Linked DNA regions of Homo sapiens: region 2 is linked to region 1. A link is a loop called in an ENCODE intact Hi-C map of the cell type or tissue named here. Cell type or tissue: OCI-LY7. All regions are shown on one strand. Each heading gives the region's core, and the rest is flanking DNA. Links, peaks and the distances in the headings are about the cores only. Region 1 has its middle 52 kb from the start of MSMB. Region 2 has its middle 18 kb from the start of ANTXRL.

What was found. Peaks named below come from ENCODE experiments on the same cell type or tissue, not always from the same donor. Only the 100,000 strongest peaks of a DNase experiment are listed, where the experiment ranks them.
Region 2: it touches region 1 in a loop (2.2-fold over the local background); 2 of 110 quality-filtered maps call a loop at or near these places.

The regions. Positions count from the first base shown.
Region 1 is chr10:46,091,500-46,104,139 of GRCh38, reverse strand. No RefSeq gene overlaps it. Among named protein-coding and RNA genes, the nearest start is that of MSMB, 52 kb to the right of the region's middle. RefSeq lists enhancers at 6,767-7,061, 6,787-7,081 and a silencer at 12,307-12,601. In OCI-LY7, for the core only: a CTCF peak has its summit at 5,475 (motif pointing left); DNase peaks (open chromatin) are centred at 7,009 and 7,962; H3K4me3 peaks cover 1,133 bases; H3K27ac peaks cover 3,029 bases.
Region 2 is chr10:46,261,172-46,276,731 of GRCh38, reverse strand. It overlaps the pseudogene ANTXRLP1. Among named protein-coding and RNA genes, the nearest start is that of ANTXRL, 18 kb to the left of the region's middle. RefSeq lists enhancers at 3,040-3,909, 3,910-4,779, 9,715-10,380. In OCI-LY7, for the core only: no CTCF peak of the experiment used is centred there; DNase peaks (open chromatin) are centred at 7,041, 8,091, 9,451 and 10,351; H3K4me3 peaks cover 3,494 bases; H3K27ac peaks cover 4,551 bases.

The DNA of each region.
Region 1 (12,640 bases), core at 972-8,971:
GCCTAGAAGTTCCAGGTTATAGTGAGCTATCAGTGCACCACTGCACTCTAGCTTGGGCAACAGAGTGAGACCCTGACTCTTAAAAAAAAAAAATTGGCTGGGCACGGTGGGATCACGCCTGTAATCCCAGGACTTTGGGAAGCCAAGGTAGGCGGATCATTCAAGGTCAGGAGTTCGAGACCAGCCTGGCCAACATGGTGAATCCCCATCTCTACCAAAAAAATACAAAAACTAACCGGATGTGGTGGTGCGCACCTGTAGTCTCAGGTAGTGTTGGTGTGCACCTGTAGTCTCAGGTACTCGGGAGGCTGAGGCACGAGAATGTCTTGAACCCAGGAAGCAGAGGTTGCAGTAAGCCAAGATCGCACCACTGCCCTCCAGCCTGGGCAACAGAGTGAGACCATGTCTCAAAAAAAAAAAAAAAAAAAAAAAGCAGCAATAAAAACTGGCTATATACTTTCAAAAAGAGACATATCTAATACATAAGGACATAAAAAAGTTTAACATAAAAGGATGGGAAAAGATAACGGAGATATGGCCGGGATGCTGGGGAAACCAAAAGGAAGTGGGAGTCTTCAGCACAGAGAAAGTGTGACCAGGGGTTAAGAGGATCAGTTCCTAATCAGCTGCATTTTCCAGGAAGCCATAACAATTCTAAACTTGCATGCACCTAATAAAATAAAACAAAAAAACATAAACTATAAACTGAACAACTTTATAACAAGGCATGCTAATAAATGTTCAAATTCCTAGAAAAATATGTCATATGAATTGACAGAAATAGAAACACTAAATAAGTGTTAGGGCCGGGCATGGTGGCTCATGGCTGTAATCCCAGCACTTTGGGATCCAAGGCAGGCTGATCACTTGAGATCAGGAGTTCAAGACCAGCCTGGGCAACATGGTGAAACCCTGTCTCTACTAAAAATACAAAAATTAACCAGGCCTGGTGGCACGCCCCTGTAATCTCAGCTACTCTGGAGGCTGAGGCAGGAGAATCGCTTGAGCCTGGGAAGCAGAGGTTGCAGTAAGCCAAGACCATGCCACTGCACTCCAGCCTGGGCGACAAAGTGAGTCTCCATCTCAAAAATAATAATAATAATAATAATCATCATCATCATCATCAATAAATAAGTGTTAGTCTGCTCTGGGTGTCATAAGAAAATACCACAGGCTGGGGGACTTAAACAATAAAAATTTATTTGCTACCAATCCTGGAGGCTGAAAGTCTATGATCAAGGTGCCACCAGGATTGGTCTCTGATGAGACTCCTCTTCTTGGCTTGCAAACAGAGACCTTCTCATGGAGTTGTCACATGGCCTTTGCTCTGTGCATGCTTGAAGAGAAAACTCTGGCGTCTCTTTCTCTTCTTGTAAGGACATCAGTCCTATTTGATGAAGGCCTTACTCTTATGACCTCATTTAACCTTAATTACCTCCTTAACGCCCCATGTCCTAATACAGTCACATCACCAGTTAGGGCTTCAACATACCCATTTTGGGGGAGACAGAATTAGTAACATCCAGGAACTATTAAATTATATCATTTTAAAGTCTTCCCAAAAGAAAACACAAGGATGATATCATACCAGATATTCAAAGAGCAGATTATATTTATCATGTTCAAAGTCTTTCCTAGGAGAAAGAGCAAACCTCCAGGTGCATTTTATGAGTCTCTTATGACCTAATACCAAAAACAAATAAGGACAGCACAGAAATTGGAAAGCATGGACCCATCTCTCTCATGATCATAGATAAACAAAAAGTTCTAAATTATGACTAAACTCTAGCATGTTTTAAAATATGGTGGCCAAGTTAGGTTTATTTATAGCATTTTAAAATTGGTTTTGCATGCATTAATGTATCTAAACATACTAAATTTAGGTTACTGGACAGAAATACATGTTCATCACAAAATACCAGAAAAAGCATTTAGATAGAATTCAACACTCATTTGTGACTTGTAGCAAACCAAGATTAGTAGAGAAACTTTCTAATCTGATAAAGAATTTCTACCAAAAGCCTTCAATGAATATTATTAATTGTGATGTTAGAAACATTCTCTTTAAAATCAAGAGTGCCTCCTTCACTAGTCAACATTGGATTGGAGAACTAGTCAGCACAATTCTTATTCTTTTAAAAAATATATATATATAAAATTATAAATTAAAAATTATAATTAAATTTTTTTAAAAAAATTAAATGTTATTGTAATCAAATATTAAGAAGTTTTTGAGGGAGAGGACACTTGATGAGCTGATTCTAAAATTTATGTCAAAGAGCAAATAGCCAACAATTACCAGAAAAAAAAAAAGGTGAATGATTAACCGTATTGTGTGAAGACTTGCTGTAGAACTTTGTGTATGTGTCAGATGAGTCTAGGTTATCTTCTGGTTACCCCCTTCCCTCTCCCCATTTAATCATCTGAAAAGCACAAACTATATTTCTCATGTGTATATATCATTCTCCCACGTATCCATCCCAGGTTCCCAAGGGAACGCCATACATCCTAGTTGCTCAGGCACCAGGCTGTTGGGGCCACCTGAGTCATACCTAGACTCTTAAACATTTTCTGTCCAGAAGTGGCACACATTACTTCTGTTAACATTCCATTGGTCAATCAAAACCTGCCACAAACATGGCAGGAAGCACAGTCCTTCCCTTAAATGGAAACGGACAGTTATGGACAGTAATACAGTCTTGCCCCATATAGTCATTAAGATAATGTGGTATGGATGCTATCAATATAAGCCAATAGATAAAGAGATTGGCAGCCTGGCCAACATGGCGAAACCTAGTCTGTGCTAAAAATACAAAAATTAGCCAGGTGCAGTGTGGTGAGTGCCTATAATCCCAGCTACTCAAGCATTATAATCGCTTGAACCTGGGAGGCAGAGGTTGCAGTGAGCTGAGATGGTGGCACTGTACTACACAGCCTGGGCAACAGAGAGAGACTCCATCTCAAAATAAATAAATAAATAAAAACAGATTCAAATCTATATGGAACTTGAAACACAAGTAGTGACAAGATCAATGGGGAAAAGATGGAATTTTCCACAAATGAAGCTGGGACAATTTGTTATCTACATGGCAAAAAATGAAATCAAACATCTGGCACAAATCACACTTATAAATTAATTCTAGGTAGAATCAAGACTTCAATGTGAAAGGCAAATCTTTAAAACTTGTAAAACAAAATGTATTTCACCTGTAACAGGGAAGAAATTCTTAAGATACAAAACAGCAAATCTTAAAGTTTAAGAAAACTTAAAGCACTTTGGGAGGCCGAGGCGGGTTGATCACGAGGTCAGGAGTTCAAGACCAGCCTGGCCAAGATGGTGAAACCCCATCTCTACTAAAAATACAAAAATTAGCTGGGCGTGGTGGCGGGCACCTGTAATTCCAGCTACTTGGGAGGCTGAGGCAGAGAATTGCTTGAACCCAGGAGGCAGAGGTTGCAGTGAGCCGAGATCACACCACTGCACTCCAGCCTGGGCAACAGAGTGGGACTCTAGGCAACAGAGTGAGATTCTGTCTCAAAACAAAACAAAACAAAACAAAACAATAAAACAAACAAAAAATACCAACAACAAAAGAAAAAAGAAAAAGAAAATGACAAACAACTGGATTAAAATGAACACCTTTTGCTTTACTAAGAGACAACAAATAGAGTGAAAGAACAAGCCACACCATGCAAGAAGATATTTGCAACAATTGATAAAGGATTAGTATTCAGAATTTAAAGAATGTGAATGAATCAATGTGCAAAAGACAAACACCCAAATCAAGAATGGACACAGAGGCATGAATAGGCACTTCACAAAGGAGGGAACATGAATGACCCAAAATCCTGTGAACAGATGAACAACCCTTTAGTAATTAGGAAACTGCAAATTAAGTCAATACTTTTGTCTATTGATTAGACATCAAAACATAATTAGAAATCAAAAAATATAAAATATGGCACTACCAAGAGTCATGAAGGATGTGAAGAAAGAAAACCTAATATGCTTTCGGAGGAATTACACCAACTTTACCCATTCTAAAATACCACTTGTTTAAAATGATCCATTATTTTAAACACCACTCCAAAGCAAGACAAAAAACCCCCAAAGTCCACTAACCCAGTGCTTTTTACTACTTGTAATTTTTTTTTTTTTTTTGAGAAAGAGTCTTAGGCTGGAATGCAGTGGCGCAATCTTGCAATCTGCAACCTCTGCCTCCCAGATTCAAGTGATTTTTCTGCCTCAGCCTCCCAAGTAGTTGGGATTACAGATGTGCACCACCACGCCTGGCTAATTTTTGTATTTTTAGTAGAGATGGGGCTTCACCATGCTGGCCAGGCAGCTCTCAAAATCCTGACCTTAAGTCATCTGCCAGCCTCAGCCTCCCAAAGTGCTGAGATTACAGGCATGAGCCACCCTGCCTGGCTATCACTTGTAATTTTTCTGTTAAATATGTTGAAAGATCTATTTTAGACTTATTGAAGAAAGATTTTTAATCATATATCACTTCTGCATACAAAAATGAAGAAAATAAAATTAAGGTATTTCTAACTATCACAGTCTAACTTTCCTGAGTCCAACTTGAATCCCATCATCAGTGCCCACATTTTTCCACACATCTCTGCCATTCAAAGCGTTGGTCATACAGCAGTTTTGACACTGGGATATGAACTCATCCACACTCCTGCCCTAGAGAGGGGGCCTGTGTTCTCTCCCATTGACTTTTGGCAGCTGTGACTGCTTGGACCAATAGAGTACAGTGGAAGTGACACTATGTGACTTCCAAGGTGATATCATAAAAGGCTCTACAATTTCTACCTTGCTCACTGGAAATACTCACTCTTGGAGCTCTGGGCCACCTGTAAAAACCCAAGAACCCTGAAGCTGCCATGCTGGGAGGAAGCCCAGGTCATACGAGGAGGCTACATGCAGGGTCTCCATTCACAGTCCCAGCTGAGCCCAGCTTTTGGGCCCTCCTGCCCAGGAGCCACACTTGTGAGTGGAGCAGCCTCCAGATAATTCCAGTGCCCAATCCTTCAAGTCATGGGGCCCCAGACATGAGGAGCCCTCCTAACTCGCCCTGAGTGCCTCATCCTCAGAACCTGTGAGCGTAATAAAATGGGCCTGTTCTGTGTCTCTAAATGTAGGTGGTCTGTTACACAGCAGTAGAGAACCGGAATGTCCCTCATTCACAAAGACTCTGGCAACACCACAGTTTCCATCTCCTTTCAGATCTGCCATCTCCTGGGGGACTTCAGTGTCACACAAATAACCTCCCATTGCCAACACTCTGGCCTCCCAGTCCTTGACCTCCTCATCCACAGCAATGTCCTCACCTAAGTCACCTGGGCTAACTCTTCCAGTGAACAAATGGCAGGGTCTAGTGGTTTTAAGGGACCCTGTGAGGGCTGTTATAAGGGAAATGGAGGCTTCCTCTTGTAGCCCCTCCACAGGTCCTGTGCCTCCCCCTGGTGTTGTCAACATGCAGGACATTGGGAAGAGCTGCAGTTCGCAAAGTCACCATGTCAGCCTTCCTGTCAATCACAATAGGGAATTCATAACAGAGTTGGGGTGGGAGGTGGGGAATTGGCATCACTCACCCTGGCTTCTGAGCTGGTGCCTCCGGCTTTTCACCAGTACTTGATTCTGTCTCAGCCCAAATAAGCGGATGTCCTTCGTCACCTACTCCACGGACAGCAACACCGTCTTGCCGGCTCACCTCAGACAAGTGAGTGCTGCTTTGAGCCCTAAAGGGAGGCCTGATGAACTGAGCCAGAGGGACCTCCAGGGAGCTGAGGGGCTCCCAGAGACCTTGGCTGGGAGCCTGACAGCACACAGGGCAGGCCGGTCAGGGCAACTCACAGTACCCACCCTGACCTTAGCCCCGGCTCCCCTGCATCCTCCTACCCATGGCTGCAAGGTTACCTGCAGGCCCCTGTGCTCCAGAAGTTCTCAGCCTCCCTACTTCACACTCCCCTGCCCTCTCTCTGCCCTGCCTCCTTCCCTGGGAGGTGGCTGTGAGGATTCCCGGGGTGCAGGGGCTGGCAGGGCGGGGGTGTGTGTCCTTTGAACACACACCTTTGCTGGCTGCTGCTCTGTGCCTGTTCCCCCTGCCCTGACCAGTGCAGGAGGGAGACAGTGTCAGAGCCGGTGGTGAGAGTCGTGCGACTTTAGCGCAGGGATGCTGGCAGGCCCAGACGGGAGTCCCTGGATGGGGTTCTGAGCTCCAGGCCAGGCTGGGAAACTGGAGGGAGGTAGGAGGAGCAAGCTCAGGTGGCTTGAGGTGGCCTAGAGAGGTGCCCAGGCCCAGCAGGGTACATTGCAGAGTTCCTGTTTGGCGGGAGGTGAGAGCGCTTCCAATGCACATGCCCAGAACTGGGCCCACAGAAGTTGAAGCGCAGGAGAGAGGTGAGGACACTGAGTACTGGATGGGGGCCTGGACCCCACTTGCAGCTTCAAGGGGATACAGGGTGGGCTGCCGCATCTTGAGCTAGGGGGAGGCTTGGATCTGTGTGTCCTGCGCTGTGGGTTTGGCAGAGAGACTGGAGTGGGTGTGAGGTGGTAAAAAGCAAGTCTATGGGGGAGGACTGTGGCGGGTGACCCAGACGGGGAGCCGGGTTTGGGCATGGCCTCTTCTGGGTATGGATGGACCTGGCCTCCTCCCCTCCTGAGCTGGGCAGGCAGGGCTCTCAGAGCTCCGGCCATGGCAGGGACTCTCTGCCCGCAGTGGGAAGCCAGCCTTCAGGGTCCATGCTCTGCCCAGCCTTGCTGTGCAGGCTCAGCCTGTCACATTGGATTAGCCTGACCCTAAGTCCCCAGCCTGTCCCAGTCCTGCCACCAGAGCCAGTTCTGGCTGCCCCAGCCCATTTTGTCTGTTTTAACAGCAGCTGACAGGCTATATCCCCCAGCCAGTCTGCAGATCAGTGTTCAGACCGTGCATGCACAGCCATCAGGGCTGCCTCTCCAGCCTTTGGTCTTTTTGTTTCAAGGGCACAGGAAGTCAAAGAGGCCAGGCAGTCTAATTAAGCAGATTTGGTATTTCCTGTAGCAGGGTAAAGAGAGAGGAGGAAACTGAATCAGGTTCAGGAGTCTAGGGCCATGGGGGCTGGGTGTAGGGTTGGGGGCTTAGCAGGATGACTTTTCCCAAATGCAGCCCTACCTGTTAAAGGATCGAGTGTCCAACACAAGAGAACCCTTGTTAGGGTTACGGTTTGGGTTAGAGTTAGAGTTAGAGTTAGAGTTAGGAATGTCAACCCCATTGTCAGTGGCAGACTCTCAGTTGCCCATCCCCGGTTCAGGGTTAGGGTTAGCATGAAGATTAGAGTTAGAGTTAGAGTTAGGAATGTCAACCCCATTGTCAGTCGCTGACTCTCAGTTGCCCATTCCTGGTTCTGGCTTAGGGTTAGGGTTAGGAATGTCGGCCCCATTGCAGTTGCTGACTCACAGTTGCTCATCCATCGGAAGCTCCCACTGTCACCAGAGATGGTCTAAGTGGGGCCCTGGTGAGATTCCCCAGGCCTGCATTCCCTGGAACTGGGATGAGATCACAAGGCCTGAAGTCTATGGTCAATGTCACAGTGAGGAATGAGCAGGGCAGAGCCCTTGCTTGGCCTCCTCCTCCATCCAGGAGGCCTTGCACAGTTAACAGTGGCACCCAGAGAGCTTGGGAGCTAATTTTTAACAGTCCATGTCTTTCCACGTCAACCACCTTTTTGGAGTTTTTTAAGGAAGAAAATAAAAGAGGGTCTCGACAAGCTTCAGAAAATGGTGCCTGAAGGACACACGTCCATGCAGGCAGGATTTAGAAATGTATACCACCCTTGAGCTCCAAGAATCGATTCTAGTTGACAAGGTCTTAGAGCATCAGTGGGAACATTTCACTGTCCAGGCTAGATATTTCTTCATTTTCTTGCAGGCAATTCGGCAGTTAGAAAATTTCAACTCCAGGTTTAAGCACCTGCTGTCCCCATGGTGGTCCTGTAGGGGGAACAGAGCTGGGCGTGAGCCTCAGAGAGCTCTGTGTGCAGACTCTGCAAGGCCACACCTGCCCTGCCTCTTGGAGCAAGTTGCTCACCTGCTCTGAGCTCCAGGTCCCTCCCTGGTGCAATGAGCATAGTAAGCCCTCGCCCCATGGAGTTCTGAGAACTGTGTGGGATCCTGCGTGTGCAGTTCTGGTGCTCATAACCCTGAGGTGCTTGCCCTCCAGCTGGGCTGTGTGAAAAGGACAAGAGAAGAGCCAAGGAGTTTGCCCCCTTGCACACACCTTAGTCTTCCTCCTCCCTTCCTCGTTTCCCCTCTGAGTGACTTGCATCCCTTGAGTGTGTCTCAGATGATGCAGAAGGCTGTCCACAGCCGCTGACTCCCCTCCCCACTGTGTGCCTGCAGCTCTTGTCAGGAAAAGGCAGGGTTGGTGGGGAAAGGCGTTGAGGTGGCCGTGGGGTCTCCCGCCCCGGTGCCACTGACCCGGAGTCCTGTATTCCTGGTCCCAGAGATGCCGGTAGGGCTGCCCACAGGCTCTGCCCACAGGAGAGCCCAGTTGCTCCTCCCCCTGCCTGTGCGACAGGCCTGTGCTTGTGGAGTCCTGGCTGGAGCTGCCCTCAGGCAGAGGTAGTGCAGGCTGCTAGCGGGTGAGGGTTCAGACAGCCTGATGAGAAGGGGCCTCCCCCTCTCAGCTCCTCCTTTGTAAAATGGGTGCTGGGCTGAGACCTCCCTCACTCTAGGGGTCTCTGGGTAGCAGGTGCTTGGCTCTTGGCAGCCTCTCCCCTGGAGGATGAGGTGGAGGCACCTGGACATGCCCTGGAGTGATCAGTGCTACAGGCCCAGCATCCCACAGGGGTCCCGGAGTGTTGGGGTGATCAGACCCAACACCAGATCGTGGGAGCGACAAAGTCTGGCGGAGTCAAAGGAATGAGAAAAAGACAGTTTGAGAGAGACAGTGGGACCAGGGGGCCACCGCAAGTGTGGAGGCTGCAAAGGCCCTGAGCTTTGCGAGCCCATGCTGTTTATTGGTGCTCAAACAAAGAACCCGTGAGGATGTGGGGGTTGAAAGGAAACAGTGTATCAAGTGAATGAGAAACATACAGCTGCTTGAGATAATGGGAGTGCTAAAAGCAAGGAGCCAGCAAGTCTAGCAAACATGCAAGCCCTGCCCCAGCTTTTCTCCCAACACTCAGCTCTTCTCCCAACACAAGAGCTTTTGGAGGTCACTTCTGGGGCCTTTGCTAAGCAGGCCACTCCTTGCTTCTCCTGCAGACAACAAGGTTTCCAGCATGATTATTGCAATGACCAATGGAACAATGATGAAACATCCATTTTTGGACACTCTCAAAGAAGTGAGTTCAGTTCATATTTATCAGCATTTTGCTTCATGTATTTTGGTAATTAATACTCAATGCCTTCTTTCCCTTATGCTGAAAGGGCTTAGAGCCTGGGGGCCACCATTTACACCCTGGGTGTGGCTGATTATAGGAAAGACCCAGTAATTCCAAACAGGTTAACCAGGCACCAATATGGAGCCTTGTGATCAGGTTAGGGTTAGAGTAGGGAAAGGCATCCCAGGTGGCTTTTCCAGGGCCACCCTGGGAAGGGTCATCTAATCTGCCCCAAGTGAGTTGGGCCACCCCATGACTATTGCAGAAATGACACGTGTCGTATAAATCCCACCACACCAGAGGGGAGGGCGGAAGACACTCCCTGAGAGTGGGCTGCTGGCTGGAGAAAGCTGTGGCCCTCAGAGCCTGGCATTCTGCTGCCCCCAAAGCATGGGAGCAGGACGCTGTCCTCTGGGCTGGGGGTCTGCTGCATCCTCACCCCTGGGCTGGGGGTCCAAGCTAGCTCTGCTCTCTGTAGATAACAGCAATGGCAGGCATTCCGGACCATGTGTTTGCAGTGGAGAATGGCTTCAAGGCCCTGAGAAGCACCATTGATGCCGTGAGTGGGTGGAGATGAGGGGCTGGGGGCCTGGCTCACTCTCCCTGCCCCGCCCCACCCCTCCTGTGTTCCAGCTCACGTCAAAGACCTGTCTTGATGTGACATCGGTGGAGCCTTCCTCTGCGTGTGTAGGAGGTGAGAGCTGCGGAGGCCCTGGGGTAGCCAAAGGGTGGTGTGCACTAGTGCATGTGTGTATGGAGTGTGTGCATTTGTTTGGTATGTGTGGGGGAGGATGTGTGTGGGGAGTGTGTGAGTGTGGTGTGTGTATGTGGTGTGTATGTGTTTGGTGTGTGTGGTATGTGTGTATGTAGTTTGTGTGGGTGCAGTATGTGTAGTATGTGTGGGAAGTTGTGCTGTGGGAAGCTTGATGTGTGTGAAGTCTGTGGGGGAGGGTAATATGTGGTCTGTGTGTTGTGTAAATGTGTATGTGATCTGTGTGTGGGGTGTGTATATGTGCTGTGAGTGTGGTGTGTGTGGGGTGTGCATGAGTGATGCATCTGTGTGTGTTGTATTGTGGGTGTATGTGGTGTGGGAGCCGAGGAGGTATGTGCTGTATATGTGTGGGGGTGTGAGTGTGTGTAGGGGGCATATATGCATGCGTGTGTGGGTTATGTGCAGAGTATGTGGCATAAGCTGGGGTGCTGTGGAAGTGTGTGGGAAGGGTACCTGGTGTGTGGTGTCTAGTGTGTGTTTGTTGTGTGGAGGAGTCGGGAGTGGACTGCTTGTGTGTGGTGTGTGTGTATGGGATGTGTGGTGTGTGTTTGCTGTTTGTGGTGTATATGTGTTTACTATTTATGTGTGTCTGTGGTGTGTGTGTGTACAGTGGGACTAGAGTGTTTGGGCGTGTTGTGTGTGTCATTTGTGGGTGTCTACATGGGGATATCTTGTGCGTGTGGCATGTAGGGAAGGAAATGGTGTAATGGCATGTATGTATAGTTTGTGTGTGCATTCAGTGGGAGGTGGGTGTGTGTGCCATGGCTGTGTGTGTATGGTGTCTGTATATGTGTTTGCTGTTTATGTTGTGTGTGTGGGGTGTGCTGGGTGTGTGTTGGGGGAGTGGGGAGTGTGTGGTGCATGTGTGATGTGTGTGGTGTGTGTATGGGATGTTTGGTGTGTCTTTGGTATTTTTGGTGTATGTGTGTTTGCTATTTATGTATGTGTGTGGTGTGTGGGTGTGTGTGCTTCGGGTGTGTGGTGTGTGGTGTGATGTGTGTGGTATAGGGTGGGTTGAGTGTGTTTGTGGTCCAGTGTGCATGGGTGGGTGGGTGTGGATGTGTGGCCCACATGAGTGTGAATGTGAGTGTCTATTGGTGTGGGGGGAGTATGCAGAGGTGGCAGTGTGAGTACTTGTGTACAATTAGTGTGTTGTTACCTCACAACAATAAGTTTAACCCTAAAGCAAGAAAAGACATGTGTGAGAAGCTCACAGGAAAACACTAGCAAATGGCATGGAGCAGCAGCTAACCCAGACCACAGGGCAGGAGCAGCCAGGGCTCCTCCCAGGAAGGCCAGGCAGGTGCAGAAGGTGAAATAGCTGTGAAATTTACCACATCAACAAAACGGGAAACAGGAACCAAGCGGTTATCTCAGAGGATGAAGAACAAGAAGTGGGGGCGTCAACATGCCACAGCACCCTGGGAGCAGAAGGAAACCTCCATAGCCCGACAAAGGTGTCCACACAAACACCCTCGGCTCACCTCAGTCCCACAAGATCAATCCCAGCATCTGTCCCTACTGTCTGGAATTAAGGGTGACCTCATGCCATCTGGGTACCCAGCATGGGTGGTGACAGCCTTGTGTGGTCCTCTGTGATGACCCCTGTCTGTCCTGATCTCCACCTGTGCGCACTGGGACTCCGCATGGCCGGCATTTATGCAAATGCGGCTGCTGGAGAGGAAGAGAGCCCTGGGTGTCCTCCCTCCATGGGGACAGCACGAGACTGGGTGCTGCTGGCCCAGAGCAGCAGCTGGGTTCTGGCCTCCCAGTTCCTCACTGCAGGGTGCCCTGGCAGTAGGCTGTGAGGACAGACACACCGTCCATGTCAGCTCTGCTCTCCATGGGCACACGACCAGGAGCAAATTGTCCAATGTCAGCGAGCTCCAGAGGTGCCTCCCATGAACAGAAAGGATGCTGTCAGGCCTGTCGTGAGTCCCAGGGCACTGAGCTGTGCAGGGACTGGCACAGGGCTGGGAGCTGGTAGGTCCCAGAAACAGGAGCTGTGCTGACACTTCCATGATTGGTCCTGGGCTCTGACCCCACTCACCTCTCCCCGATGCAGAGCTGAGGATGGGGGTGGAGTAGAGAGAGCTCCCCTCCCACTTGGGGTCTCTTTCTGCTGCTCCTGGTTTAAAGCTGCTCAGTCGTGCAGCCAGTGTGCTAGCTGTGCTCCTCTGACGATGTCCCCTGGACATGCACAGGCTGTGGCGTCTGAGCAGTCCTGTCAACCCCAGGTGAGGATGTGAGTCGTCACTCTTCCCTGGTGGCAGCTGAGTTGAGGTGACAGGTGCCCTCTGCCCACCAGCTCAGCCCTCTGCCTCTGCTCACGTGGCCCGGCAGTCACAGCCCTGACCTGTCAGCTGTTGGCTGACTTGGGCAAAGCTGCCCCACATGGAGGGTGACAGTCACAGCAGGGAAAGGCCAAGGCAGGAACCTGGAACCTAAATGCAACAGAATAAGCCCTCTCAGCAGGCTGCCACCAAGAAACCA
Region 2 (15,560 bases), core at 6,849-14,848, 170 kb before region 1:
CAGTAATACAGTCTTCCTCCATATAGTCATTAAGATAATGTGGTATGGATGCTATCAATATAAGCCAATAGATAGAGATTGGCAGCCTGGCCAACGTGGTGAAACCTAGTCTGTACTAAAAATACAAAAATTAGCCAGGCGCAGTGTGTATGTGAAGAACTTTGTGTATGTGTCAGATGAGTCTAGGTTATCTTCTGGTTACCCCCTTCCCTCTCCCAATTTAATCATCTGAAAAGCACAAACTATATTTCTCATGTGTATATATCATTCTCCCACGTATCCACCCCAGGTTCCCAAGGAACGCTGCACATCCTAGTGCCTGTAATCCCAGCCACTCGGGAGACTGAGGCATTATAATCGCTTGAACCTGGGAGGCAGAGGTTGCAGTGAGTTGAGATGGTGCCACTGCACTACACAGCCTGGGCAACAGAGAAAGACTCCATCTCAAAATAAATAAATAAATAAAAACAGATTCAAATCTATATGGAACTTGAAACACAAGTAGTGACGAGATCAATAGGCAAAAGATGGAATTTTCCACAAATGGAGCTGGGACAATTTGTTAGCTTCATGGCAAAAAATGAAATCAAATATCTGGCACAAATCACACTTATAAATTAATTCTAGGTAGAATCAAGACTTCAATGTGAAAGGCAAATCTTTAAAACTTGTAAAATAAAATGTATTTCACCTCTAACGGAAGAAATTCTTAAGATATAAAACAGAGCAAATCTTAAAGTTTAAGAAAATGACAACACTTTGGGAGGCTGAGGCGGGTTGATCACGAGGTCAGGAGTTCAAGACAAGCCTGGCCAAGATGGTGAAACCTCATCTCTACTAAAAATACAAAAATTAGCTGGGCGTGGTGGGGGTTGCCTGTAATTCCAGCTACTTGGGAGGCTGAGGCAGAGAATTGTTTGAACCCGGGAGGCAGAGGTTGCAGTGAGCCGAGATCACACCACTGCACTCCAGCCTGGGCAACAGAGAGAGACTCTGTCTCAAAACAAAACAAAGCAAACAAACAAACAAAAACCACCACTACCACCACCATCACCACCAACAACAAAAAAACAAAAGAAAAAGAAAAATGACAAACAACTGGATTAAAATGAACAACTTTTGCTTTACTAAGAGACAACAAATAGAGTGAAAAAACAAGCCACACCATGGAAGAAGATATTTGCAACAATTGATAAACGATTAGTATTCAGAATTTAAAGAATATGAATGAATCAATACGCAAAAGATAAACACCCAAATCAGAGAATGGACACACAGGCATGAGCAGGCACTTCACAAAGGAGGAAACAGGAATGACCCAAAATCATGAGAACAGATGAACAACTGTTTAGTAATTAGGAAACTGCAAATTAAGACAATACTTTTGTCTATTGATTAGATGTCAAAACATAATTAAAAATAAAATAAAATAAAATATGGCACTACCAAGGGTCACGAAGGATGTGAAGCAGGAAAACCTAATATGCTTTCAGAGGAATTACACCAACTCTACCCATTCTAAAATACCACTTATTTAAAATAATCCATTGTTTTAAACACCACTCCAAAGCAAGACAGAAACCCCCCAAAGTCCACTAACCCAGTGCTTTTTATCACTTGTAATTTTTTGTTTTTTTTTTTGGAGGAAGAGTCTCACTCAGGCTGGAATGCAATGGCACAATCTTGCAATCTACAACCTCCGCCTCACAGATTCAAGTGATTCTTCTGCCTCAGCCTCCCGAGTAGTTGGGATTACAGATGTGCACCACCACACCTGGCTAATTTTTGTATTTTTAGTAGAGATGGGGTTTCACCATGCTGGCCAGGCAGCTCTCAAAATCCTGACCTCAAGTCATCTGCTGGCCTCAGCTTCCCAAAGTGCAGAGATTACAGGCATGAGTTACCCTTCCTGGCTATCACTTGTAATTTTTGTGTCAAATACATTGAAAGATCTATTTTAGACTTATTGAAGAAGAATTTTTAATCATATATCACTTCTGCATACAAAAATGAAGAAAATAAAATTAAGGTATTTCTAACTATCACAGTCTAACTTTTCTGAGTCCAACTTGAATCCCATCATCAGTACCCACGTTTTTCCACACACTGTAACGTCTCTGCCATTCAAAGCATTTGTCATACAGTAGTTTTGACACTGGGATGTGAACTCATCCACACTTCTGCCCTAGAGAGAGGGCCTGTGTTCCCTCCCATTGACTCTTGGCAGCTGTGACTGCTTGGACCAATAGAGTACAGTGGAAGTGACACTGTGTGACTTCCAAGGTGATATCATAAAAGTCTACAATTTCTGCCTTGCTCACTGAAAATACTCACTCTTGGACCTCTGGGCCACCTGTAAAAGCCCAAGCATCCTGAAGCTGCCATGCTGGGAGGAAGCCCAGGTCACACAGGGAGGCTACATGCAGGGTCTCCATTCGCAGTCCCAGCTGAGCCCAGCTTTTGAGCCCTCCTGCCCAGGAGCCACACTTGTGAGTGGAGCAGCCTCCAGATAATTCCAGTGCCCAATCCTTCAAGTCATGTTGGGCTGCTCAAGCCTTCCCATCTGGGGCCCCAGACACGAGGAGCCCTTCCCACTCTGCCCCGAGTGCCTGATCCTCAGAACCTGTGAGCATAATAAAATGGGCCTGCTCTGTGTCCCTAAATGAAGGTGGTCTGGTGCACAGCAGTAGAGAACCGGAATGTCCCTCATTCACAAAGACTCTGGCAACACTGCAGTTTCCGTCTCCTTCCAGATCTGCTACCCCCTGGGGGACTTCAGTGTCACACAAATGACCTGTCACTGCCAACACTCTGGCCTCCCAGTCCTTGACCTCCTCACCCACAGCAATGTCCTCACCTAGGTCACCTGGGCTAACTCTTCCAGTAAACAAATGGCAGGGTCTGGGGGTTTTAAGGGACACTATGAGGGCTGTTGTAAGGGAAATGGAGGCTTCCTCTTGTGGCCCCTCCAAAGGTCCTGTGCCTCCCCCTGGTGTTGTCAACATGCAGGACACTGGGAAGAGCTGCAGGTCACAAAGTCACCATGTCAACCTTCCTGTTAATCACAACAGGGAATTCATAACAGAGTTGGGGTGGGAGGTGGGGAACTGGCATCACTCACCCTGGCTTCTGAGCCAGTGCCTCCGGCTTTTCACCAGTACTTGATTCCTTCTCAGCGCAAATATGCGGATGTCTTTTGTCACCTACTCCACAGATGGCGACACTGTCTTGCCACTCACCTCAGACAAGTGAGTGCTGCTTTGAGCCCCAAAGGGAGGCCTGATGAGCTGAGCCATAGGGAGCTCCAGGGAGCTGAAGGGCTCCCAGAGACCTTGGTTGGGAGCCTGACAGCACATGGAGAAGGCCGGTCAGGGCAACTCACAGTACCCACCCTGACCTTAGCCCCGGATCCCCTGCATCCTCCTACCCATGGCTGCAAGGTTACCTGCAGGCCCCTGTGCTCCAGAATTTCTCAGCCTCCCCGTTCACACTCCCCTGCCCTCCCTCTACCCTGCCTCCTTCCCTGGGAGGTGGCTGTGAAGATTCCTGGGGTGCAGGGGCTGGCAGGGTGGGAGTGTGTGTCCTGTGAACACACACCTGTGCTGGCTGCTGCTCTGTGCCTGTTCCTCCTGCCCTGGCCAGTGAAGGAGGGAGACAGGGTCAGAGCCAGTGGTGAGAGTCATGGGGCTTTAGTGCAGGGATGCTGGCAGGCCCAGACAGGGGAGTCCCTGTGTGGGGTTCTGAGCTCCAGGCCAGGCTGGGAAACTGGTGGGAGGGAGGTAGGAGGAGCAAGCTCAGGTGGCTTGAGGTGGCCTAGAGAGGTGCCCAGACCTAGCAGGGTGCACTGCAGAGTTCCTGTTTGGCGGGAGATGAGGGCACTTCCAATGCACATGCCCAGAACTGGGCCCAGAGGAGGTGAAGTGCAAGAGAGAGGTGAGGATACTGAGGACTGGATGGGGGCCTGGACCCTATTTGCAGCTTCGAGGGGATACAAGGTGGGCTGCCACATCTTGAGCTAGGGGGAGGCTTGGATCTGTGTGTCCTGCGCTGTGGGTTTGGCAGAGAGACTGGAGTGGGTGTGAGGTGGTAAAAAGCAAGTCTATTGGGGAGGACTGTGGCGGGTGACCCAGAAGGGGAGTGGGGTTTGGGCATGGCCAGAGGAAGGCCAGGCCATGGCCTCTTCTGGGTATGGATGGGTCTGGCCTTCTCCCCTCCTGAGCTGGGCAGGCAGGGCTCTTAGAGCTCCGGCCATGGCAGGGACTGTCTGCCCGCAGTGGGAAGCCATCCTTCAGGGTCCATGCTCTGCTCAGCCTTGCTGTGCAGGCTCAGCCTGTCACATTGGATTAGCCTGACCCTAAGTCCCCAGCCTGTCCCAGTCCTGCCACCAGAGCCAGTCCTGGCTGCCCCAGCCCATTCTGTCTGCTTTAACAGCAGCTGACAGGCCACATCCCCCAGCCAGTCTGCAGATCAGTGTTCAGCCCCTGCATGCACAGCCGTCAGGGCTGCCTCTCCAGCTTTTGGTCTTTTTGTTTCAAGGGCACAGGAAGTCAAGGAGTCCAGGCAGTCTAATTAAGCAGATTTGGTATTTCCTGTACCAGGGTAAAGAGAGAGGAAGAAACTGAGTCAGGGTCAGGGGTCTGGGGCTGTGAGGTCTGGGTGCAGGGCTGGGGGCTTAGCAGGATGACTTTTCCCAAATGCAGCCCTCCCTGTTAAAGGACGGAGTGCCCAACACAAGAGAGTCCTTCTTGGGTTAGAGTTTGGATTAGAGTTAGAGTTAGAGTGTTAGAGTTGAGTTAGAGTTTAGAGTTAGAGTTAGAGTTAGAGTTAGAGTTAGAGTTAGAGTTAGAGTTAGAGTTAGAGTTAGAGTTAGAGTTAGAGTTAGAGTTAGAGTTAGAGTTAGAGTTAGAGTTAGAGTTAGAGTTAGAGTTAGAGTTAGAGTTAGAGTTAGAGTTAGAGTTAGAGTTAGAGTTAGAGTTAGAGTTAGAGTTAGAGTTAGAGTTAGAGTTAGAGTTAGAGTTAGAGTTAGAGTTAGAGTTAGAGTTAGAGTTAGAGTTAGAGTTAGAGTTAGAGTTAGAGTTAGAGTTAGAGTTAGAGTTAGAGTTAGAGTTAGAGTTAGAGTTAGAGTTAGAGTTAGAGTTAGAGTTAGAGTTAGAGTTAGAGTTAGAGTTAGAGTTAGAGTTAGAGTTAGAGTTAGAGTTAGAGTTAGAGTTAGAGTTAGAGTTAGAGTTAGAGTTAGAGTTAGAGTTAGAGTTAGAGTTAGAGTTAGAGTTAGAGTTAGAGTTAGAGTTAGAGTTAGAGTTAGAGTTAGAGTTAGAGTTAGAGTTAGAGTTAGAGTTAGAGTTAGAGTTAGAGTTAGGAATGTCAACCCCATTGTCAGTGACTGACTCTCAGTTGCCCATCCCCGGTTCAGGGTTAGGGTTAGGGTTAGGAATATCGGCCCCATTGCAGTTCCTGACTCACAGTTGCTCATCCATGGGAAGCTCCCACTGTCACCAGAGATGGTCTAAGTGGGGCCCTGGTGAGATTCCCCAGGCCTACATTCTCTGGAACTAGGATGAGATCAGAAGGCCTGTCATCTATGGTCAACGTCACAGTAAGGAATGAGCAGGACAGAGCCCTTGCTTGGCCCCCTCCTCCATCCCCGAGGCCTTGCACAGTGAGCAGTGGCTCCCAGAGAGCTTGAGAGGTAATTTTTAGCAGTCCACGTCTTTCCACGTCAACCACTTTTTTGGAGTTTTTTCAGGAAGAAAATAAAAGAGGGTCTCGACAAACTTCAGAAAATGGTGCCTGAAGGACACATATTCATGCAGGCAGGGTTTAGAAATGTATACACCCCTTGAGCTCCAAGAATCGATTCTAGTTGACAAGGTCTTAGAGCATCAGTGGGAACATTTCACTGTCCAGGCTCAATATTTCTTCATTTTCTTGCAGGCAATTCGGCAGATGGAAAATTTCAACTCCAGGTTTAAGCACCTGCCGTCCCCATGGTGGTCCCATAGGTGGAACAGAGCTGGGCGTGAGCCTCAGAGAGCTCTGTGTGCAGACTCTGCAAGGCCACACCTGCCCTGCCTCTTGGAGCAAGTTGCTCACCTGTTCTGAGGTCCAGGTCCCTCCCTGGTGCAATGAGCATAGTAAGCCCTCGCCCCATGGAGTTCTGAGAACTGTGTGGGATCCTGCGTGTGCAGTTCTGGTGCTGATAACCCTGAGGTGCTTGCCCTCCAGCTGGGCTGTGTGAAAAGGAAAAGAGAAGAGCCAAGGGGTTTTCCCCCTTGCACACACCTTAGTCTTCCTCCTCCCTTCCTCATTTCCCCTCTGAGTGACTTGCATCCCTTGACTGTGTCTCAGATGATGCAGAAGGCTGTCCACAGCTGCCGACCCCCTCCCCACAGTGTGCCTGCAACTCTTGTCAGGAAAAGGCATGGTTGGTGGGGAAAGGCATTGAGGTGGATGTGGGGTCCCCTGCCCAGGTACCACTTACCTGGAATCCTGTACTCCTGGGCCCAGAGATGCTGGCAGGGCTGCCCGCAGGCTCTGCCCACAGGAGAGCCAAGCTGCTCCTCCCCCTACCCATGGGACAGGCCTGTGCTTGTGGAGTCCTGGCTGCAGCTGCCCTCAGGCAGAGGTGGTGCAGGCTGCTAGTGGGTGAGGGTTCAGGCAGCCTGGTGAGAAGGAGCCTGCCCCTCTCAGCTCCTCTTTTGTAAAATGGGTGCTGGGCTGAGACCTCCCTCACTCTAAGGGTCTCTGTGTAGCAGGTGCTTGGCTCTTGGCAGCCTCTCCCCTGGAGGATGAGATGGGGGCACCTGGACATGCCCTGGAGTGATCAGTGCTGTGGGCCCAGCAGCCCGCAGGGGTCCTGGAGTGTTGGGCTAATCAGACCCAACACCATATCGTGGGAGTGATGAAGTCTGGTGGAGTCAAAGGAATGAGAAAAAGACAGTTTGAGAGAGAAAGTGGGACCAGTGGGCCATCACAAGTGTGGAGGCTGCAAAGGCCCTGAGCTCTGGGAGCCCATGCTGTTTATTGGTGCTCAAACAAAAAACAGGTGGTGAGGATGTGGGGGTTGAAAGGAAACAGTGTATCAAGTGAATGAGAAACATACAGCTGCTTGAGATAACGGAAGTGCTAGAAGCAAGGAGCCAGCAAGTCTAGCAGACATGCAAGCCCTGCCTCAGCTTCTCTCCCAACACTCAGCTTTTCTCCCAATACAGGAACTTTTGGAGGTCACTTCTGGGGCCTTTGCTGAGCAGGCCACTCCTTGCTTCTCCTGCAGATGACAAGGTTTCCAGCATGATTATTGCTATGACTGATGGAACAATGATGAAACATCCATCTTTGGACACTCTCAAAGAAGTGAGTTCAGTTCGTATTTATCAGCATTTTGCTCCCTGTATTTTGGTAATTAATACTCAATGCCTTCTTTCCCTTAAGCTGAAAGGGCTCGGAGCCTGGGGGCCACCATTTATACCGTGGGTATGGCTGATTATAGGAAAGACCCAGTAATTCCAAACAGGTTAACCAGGCACCAATATAGAGCCTTGTGGTCAGGTTAGGGTTAGAGTATGGAAAGGTGTCCCAGACAGCTTTCCTAGGGCCACCCCAAGAAGGGTCATCTAATCTGCCTCAAGTGAGTTGGGCCACCCTATGACTACTGCAGAAATGACAGCATGTCATATAAATCCTACTAAACCAGAGGGGAGGGTGGAAGAGCTCCCCACTCCCTGAGAGTGGGCTGCTGGCTGGAGAAGGCTGTGGCCCTCAGAGCCTGGTATTCTGCTGCCTCCAAAGCATGGGGGCAGGACGCTCTCCCTTGGGCTGGGGATCTGCTGCATGCTCACCCCTGGGCTGGGAGTCCAAACCAGCTCTGCTCTCTGTAGATAACAGCAATGGCAGGCGGTCCGGACCATGTGTTTGCAGTGGAGGATGGCTTCAAGGCCCTGAGAAGCACTGTTGATGCTGTGAGTGAGTGGAGGTGAGGGGCTGGGGGTCTGGCTCCTGTGGCCAGAAGCTCACTCTCCCTGCCCTGCCCCACCCCTCCTGTGTTCCACCTCATGTCAAAGACCTGTCTTGAAGTGACGTCTGTGGAGCCTTCCTCTGAGTGTGTAGGAAGTGAGAACTGCGGAGGCCCTGCGGTTGCCAAAGGGTGGTGTGCACTAGTGCATGCGTGTATGGAGTGTGTGCATTTGTTTGGTATGTGTGGGGGAGGATGTGTGTGGGGAGTGTGTGAGTGTGGTGTGTGTATGTGGTGTGTATGTGTTTGGTGTGTGTGGTATGTGTGTATGTAATTTGTGTGGGTGCAGTATGTATAGTATGTGTGGGAAGTTGTGCTGTGGGAGGCTTGAAGTGTGTGAAGTCTGCGGGGAGGGTAATATGTGGTCTGTGTGTTGTGTAAACGTGTGTGTGATCTGTATGTGAGGTGTGTATATGTGCTGTGAGTGTGGTGTGTGTGGGGTGTGCATGAGTGATGCATCTGTGTGTGTTGTGTTGTGGGTGTATGTGGTGTGGGAGCTGAGGAGGGTATGTGTTGTATGTGTGTGGGGGTGTGAGTGTGTGTAGGGGGCATATATGCATGTGTGTGTGGTGTGTGTGGGGTATGCGCAGAGTGTGTGGCATAAGCTGGGGTGCTGTGGAAGTGTGTGGGAAGGGTACCTGGTGCGTGGTGTCTAGTGTGTGAGTTTGTTGTGTGGAGGAGTTGGGAGTGTACTACTTGTGTGTGTGGTGTGTGTGTATGGGATGTGTGGTGTGTGTTTGCTGTTTGTGGAGTATGTGTGTTTACTATTTATGTGTGTCTGTGGTGTGTGTGTGTACAGTGGGACTAGAGTGTTTGGGCGTGTTGTGTGTGTCATATGTGGGTGTCTACATGGGGATATCTTGTGCGTGTGGCATGTAGGGAAGGAAATGGTGTGATGGCATGTATGTATATTTTGTGTGTGCATTCAGTGGGTGGTGGGTGTGTGTGCCATGGCTGTGTGTGTATGGTGTATGTATACGTGTTTGCTGTTTATGTTGTGTGTGTGGGGTGTGCTGGGTGTGTGTTGGGGGAGTGGAGAGTGTGTGGTGCGTGTGTGATGTGTGTGGTGTGTGTGTGGGATGTGTGGTGTGTCTTTGGTATTTTTGCTGTATGTGTGTTTGCGATTTATGTGTGTGTGTGGTGTGTGGGTGTGTGTGCTTCGGGCGTGTTGTGTGTGGTGTGATGTGTGTGGTATGGGGTGGGTTAAGTGTGTGGTGCAGTGTGCATGGGTGAGTGGGTGTGGATGTGTGGCCCACATGGGTGTGAATGTGAGTGTCTATTGCTGTGGGGGGAATATGCAGGGGTGATGGTGTGAGTACCTGTGTACAATTAGTGTGTTGTTAGCTCACAACAATAAGTTTAACTCTAAAGCAAGAAAAGACATGTGTGAGAAGTTCTCAGGGAAACACCAGCAAATGGCATGGAACAGCAGCTAACCCAGACCACAGGGCAGGAGCAGCCAGGGCTCCTCCCAGGAAGGCCAGGCAGGTGCAGAAGGTGAAATATCTGTATAATTTACCACATCAACAAAACGGGAAACAGGGACCAAGCGGTTATCTCAGGGGATGAAGAACAAGAAGTGGGGGCGTCAACATCCCACAGCACCCTGTGAGCAGAAGGAAACCTCCATAGCCCAACAAAGGCATCCGCACAAACACCCTCAGCTCACCTCAATCCCACAGGATCAGTCCCAGCATCTGTCCCTACTGTCTGGAATGTGGCAAGGGTGACTTCTTGCCATCTGGGGTCCCGGCATGGGTGGTGACATTGTGTGGTCCTCTGTGATGACCCGTCTGTCCTGACCTCCGCCTGCACACGCTGGGACTCCGCATGGCCGGCATTTACGCAACTACCGCTGCTGGAGAGGAAGAGAGCCTTGGGTGACTCTCTTCCATGGGGACAGCACGAGGCTGGGTGCCGCTGGCCCCAGAGCAGCAGCTGGGCTCTGGCTTCCCAGTTCCTCACTGCAGGGTGCCCTGTCAGTAGGCTGTGGGGACCGACACACGGTCCATGTCTGAGCTCTGCTCTCCATGGGCACACGACCAGAGCAAATAGTCCAATGTCAGCGAGCTCCAGAGGTGCCTCCCATGAACAGAAAGGACGCTGTCAGGCCTGTCGTGAGTCCCTAGGCACTGGGCTGTGCAGGGACTGGCACAGGGCTGGGAGCTGGTAGGACCCAGGAACAGGAGCTGTGCTGACACTTCTACGATTGGTCCTGGGCTCTGTCCCCGACACCGCCTCTCCCCGATGCAGAGCTGAGGGTGGGGATAGAGTAGAGAGCTCCCCTCCCCCTCAGGGTCTCTTTCTGCTGCTCCTGATTTAAAGCTGCTCAGCCATGCAGCCAGTGTGACAGCTGTGCTCTGATGATGTCCCCTGGAGATGCACAGGCTGTGGCGTCTGAGCAGCCCTGTCAACCTGTCAACCCCAGGTGGGGATGTGAGTTGTAACTCCTCCCTGGAGGCAGCTGAGTCGAGGTGACAGGTGCCCTCTGCCCACCAGCTCGGCCCTCTGCCTCTGCCCACCAGCTTGGCCCTCTGCCTCTGCCCATGTGGCCCGCAGTCACAGCCCTGACCTGTCAGCTGTTGGCTGAGTTGTGCAAAGCTGCCCCACATGGAGGGTGACAGTCACAGGAGGGAAAGGCCAAGGCAGGAGCCTGGAACTCAAATGCAACAGAATGAGCCCTCTCAGCAGGCTGTCACCAAGAAACCAGGAGGGCTCCAGGGAGCCCAGGAAGGAGGCCAGGGAGGGAGGCACACAGCCCAGACTCCCTCATTCAGGCCTGGGCCTCCTATCCAGCCTGGGAGAGGCCTCTGGTGGCCTCACTGCTCCAGGCCCATCCTGAGCCCATCCCCCACACATGGCTGGAGGGTTTTGACAGGCATCTCCCTCTCCAGCCTGGCAGGTGTCTGAGGCTCTTAGCAGAACCCCCAGGCCCTCCAGGGGCCGCTCCCTGTTCTGGGCACCTTGTGCAGAGGTGGGACCAGGTGGAGCACAGGCACTCTGCAAGCCTTGCCTCACCTCGAAGGGCCGAGCCCACCTGTCCTTCACAGCCCTGTTCATAGGGCACCTCATCCTGGAAGCCTTTCCTGATGACCAGCCCCTCTGACTCCCTGCAACCAAGGGCTTGGTCTGTCCCTCTCATCAGTCACTTGTCACCCAGGGTGTATCATGATTTCCGGTTGTCTATGTCCAAGTATAATTTTCTTCTTTAGTTCTTTGGTTTTCTTCCAACCTTTATTGTTGAAATTTTCAAACCTATAGGTGAGTGGAAAGGATTGTGCAATGAACACAAACACACCTCTATCCACCACTGGGATTTTACAATGAATGTTTGCCCATGCTCCTTTGTCTGTCCTTCTCCCTCTCTTTTCATCCATCCACCTTGCAAAAAAAAAAAACAATGTTTGCAATACATAGAATATGTAGTCCTAACACAGCTTAGAATGTAATTTGCAACCACCCTGATCGTGAAGCTTTGGGGCAGCCCTCAGTCCTGCTCAGGGTGGCCGAGTTGGGCTGACCAAGGGGCGCAGGCCACAGGCCCAGTTGCTCCCTCCCGGGCACACTGAGCTCAGGTCCGACTGGCCAGGGCCCTTTGGACACCTGAGCAAGGAAGATGTTGAGAATGCTGCCTGATAGCATCAGATTTGGAAGCAGCTGTTGTCTGCCTTAGCGGTAGGAGAGCACCCAATGCTTACCCTGAGTGGGGCCAGGTCTGGTTGCTCAGCACAGGGCACCAAGCTGGCCTTTCCTGCTCTCTCACAGCCTCAGTGCCCCCACCAGGCCCAGGGTTTTCTGAGGACAGCATAGTATCCATCAAGTGGGTGCCCACAAGGGCTGGGCTGGCACCTTGAGCAGGAGGAGCAGGCCAGGCCCAGCCGGCTGATGTCAGCAGTCAGTGTGTGGGGCCTTGAAGTGAGGCAGGCCTGGGAGCTCCTCATCTGAGGAGCATGGTTCCCTAGGTCCCAGCCAGGAGCTGACACGGAGAAACACAAACCCACTGAGGCCTGCATTTCCCATTTCCTAAGAAAGCTAGAAATCTGGATATTTAGGGGAAATGTTCAGGCTTTCAACTGTGAGCCCCCATTTTTGAAAATACTTGAAAGCCTCAGAAAGTATGTCAGCAGGCCAGCTTCACCGACAGCCTGCCTTGAAGGTGTGACGCTGCAGGAAAGCAGGAAGCAGGGTTCAGAGGAAGCTTTCCTCGGGTGCATGGACTGGGGGCACCCCAGGCATCAGCAGGGATTGGAATGCGTGGGGCCTGGGCCAGGAGGCAGGGGTGGAGGCCAATGCCCTTGGCAGCTGCAGACCTGCGGTCTGCTGACTCCTGAGGCCAGCCCCACCTGCCCTGTGTCCCCTGTGGTGTTTGTCTCAGGGCAGGAGCCACAGTGGTGGAAGGACACACTCCCTGAGCCTCAGGGTGGGTGCCCTGTGGTCCTTGCTGGATCAGGAAGAGCAGGAGATGAGGAGTTACCTGTAGGTCTCTGGAATCGCAGCTAAAACAGGACTTCTGTGATGGATTGCCCTGAGCAGGGTCGTAGGTGCCTCACCTGTCCTACCCGAGTCCTGGCCCTGCCCCTGCCCCTGTGGGTGTCCTGCCTGCCACAGGCACACAGAAAGACAGGGAGGAGAGACCCCGAGTGTTCAGCAGCCCTGAAGGAGGCATCAAGGCCTGGGTGCCCAGCTGAGGCATGAGACATGGTGTCTTCAGGCAGCCTTGTGGCTCCACTTACACCTTACATCAGGGAGGGCCTGGCTGAGTGCACCGCCTGTACCCCTGGGGCCTGAGGGAGCACCACAGATTTCAGGGCAGGAATAGTACTCTGAGCCTGCCCTGTGCAAGGACCAAGGCCTTTCCTGAGCGTGTTGGTTCAGGGATGGTAGGGAGAGGGTCCTTGAGTGTGCTCAAGGCCCAGCTGCCTCCCCCTGGACCCTCAGTGACACCAGATGAAGATTTGACCCAGTGGACACATAGATGTTGGTCAGACACTGCTCCTTCCTTACAGGAGTATCTGCAAGTTGAGTTTTGGGGGAGGATCTCCAGGAACAGGGAGGTCAGAGGAGAGGCAGCCCTCCACTCTTCCACATTCAACCTTTTGAATGCTGTCCTTGCAGAATCCTACCATGTGGTTATTCATGGAAATGGCTTTCAGAATCTAAAGAAACGGGATGAAGTTATTTGCAGATTTATCTTCAGTGAAAGCACTATCATTGGTAAGTTGTCTCCTCGGTGCCTCTGAGTCACGTATTTCCCACACAATGCTGCCTTTTCCCACAGCCAGCCAAGCCTCCCAGCCCTTGCCAACCATTCCCTGTGGACCCTGTGGGGTTAGAGGCCATGAAGACAAGTGGAAGGAGGCACTGGGAAGGCCGGCCACCCCTCCCTTCATCTGCCAAGTGGGGAAGTAAAAAATCCACCTGTGCCTCAAGAGCATCTTAGACGAGGGCTTCCCCCTCAGTGAGGCTGGGTTTAGGACTGGGTCTGTGATCACAGCTGCATCTGCCCACCTTAGCCTCAGTTTCCCCTTCCCTTGAGAGCCCAGGACCCAAAGCCCACAAGGCTGCTCCTGGGAAATGTTGGCAACCCCGGAGGTCTGAGTCTGGCTGGCCAGGTGCACCAGTAGCTTGCCCAGAGGGGTATGTTTACCTTGCACTGAGGGAGGATGCCAGCCTGTAGGCCTGGGCCCTGGAATCCTGGCTCAGGCACACATTGCCTGTGTCACCTTGACCAGATGAGTGTTCTACTCTGAGCCTCTATTTTCTCAATTTAACATGGAGCTAATATGGTGCTGGTTGTGTATTCTGTAACTGAAATGCTTGGGACCACAAATATTTTAGTTTTTAGATTTTTTTCAGGTTTTGGAATGTGTGCATTATGCTTATGTTTCAGCATCCCTAATCCTAAAATTTGAAATCTGAAATTCTCTAATGAGCATTTCTTTCAAACATCATGTTGGTGCTCAAGAAGTGTCAGATTTTGAAGCATTTTGGGTGTGGATTTTCATATTATAGATGGTCAGCCACAGTTGTACCTAACTAAGCAAAATCACATGTGTAGAGCAGTTGGTTCATGGAAAGGCTATAGCATTTGTTTGAAAGTCCCCTATTATTTGGCAATAATTAGGCATCAGGAGACCTCTGTGATGGTGGAATGGCCTGAGGAAGCGCATAGTCCAGGCAGACACTGTGCCCTGGGTGCTGGGGGTAGGGTGTGCTCTTCCCCACTGAGGGCCTGGGGTGCAGTTGGATTTTTGGATCCTCCTTGATCTTCCCAGGTGGCCCCTTGATACATTCATTTGATCTGATGATAGTATGTTCACTGAAATCTAATTCCAGGGCCATATGGTAATCCCAGGATGACTTCTCTTCCTCCAAGAGGCTTCTTGGCCATTTTCCTCCTTTCTGTGGGTACATAGGAAGGGGCTGAGCCTGTCATCCCCACATTCCCACTCATCAGCATTGTGTGGATGGTCTCAGGGAATTTGGTTTTCATTGGGTTATACCTTCTCGGGAGTGTCTTAGGGACTGAGCAGCCCCTTTCTAAGGAAAGCTAATGCTTATTGAGCACTTAAATCAGATTTTGTGCCAAGTGCCTTATGCACACTATCTCCCTGAATCCTCAAAGCCGACTTACAGAAATTCTTTTGTATGTGTCAACCTAAATAACAAACAGACAAGGGCTCTTTACAAGAAAATGATGTTCATCTGAGAATAGGGCATCACAGTGGGAATACGCATGCCATAGTAAACTACATGCATATTCAGGAAGGTTAGATTTTACAGGAGATGTGAGAAGGATTACATAATTGTTTGAGTTAGTTCTTCTTGGCTACTAAGATCAATAATAATAGAGGTGACCCCAATGTGAGGTTGCATGGGCAATTGCGGGTCAGATGTCCTTGCAGAAGTATTTTTGAGTAAGGTTGCAATGGTCTTTGCAAAGGTTGTAGTTTGGTAGAGATTTGTGATAGTTTTTGTTATCAGGTATACAAGCATGTGAATCTTCTCTTCATAAACTTCCCCAATTCAGCTTGCCAGGATTTTTTTGTTGTTTTTTTAACATGTTAACTCCATTTTGATTCTGAGAACTTTCACAATTTCTCCCTTTTGATCAAGATCTTTCTGCAAACACCTCACTAATCAATCATTCTGTAATTAGGTTTTGACTGTCCCTGGATAATGGGATGGGCCTGTCCTGGTTGCAGGTCTTGGTCCATTTTGGAGGGAGCAATTGGCAACTTGGAGTAAGTGTCAATCCCTTTTAGTCACAGTTGACCTTTAAAGGATGTTTGAAAGGAGTGACTCTCGGGCTAAGTCTATCTTGAGTCCATTATTAAGTTCAATTTTGTGAGTTCCATAGTCTTGCTGTTATCTCAAAGTGATGGGCTAGCATTATGGTTACAAGTTGTACTTCTGCAAAAATTTAACAAGTAACATATAAAAAGTTTAAAAATGGAAAATACAATTTGCATAATAGTTTTTATCCATGAACCTAGGCTTAAAGGCAACTGTATTAGTTTGTTCTCATGCTGCTAATAAAGACGTACTTGAG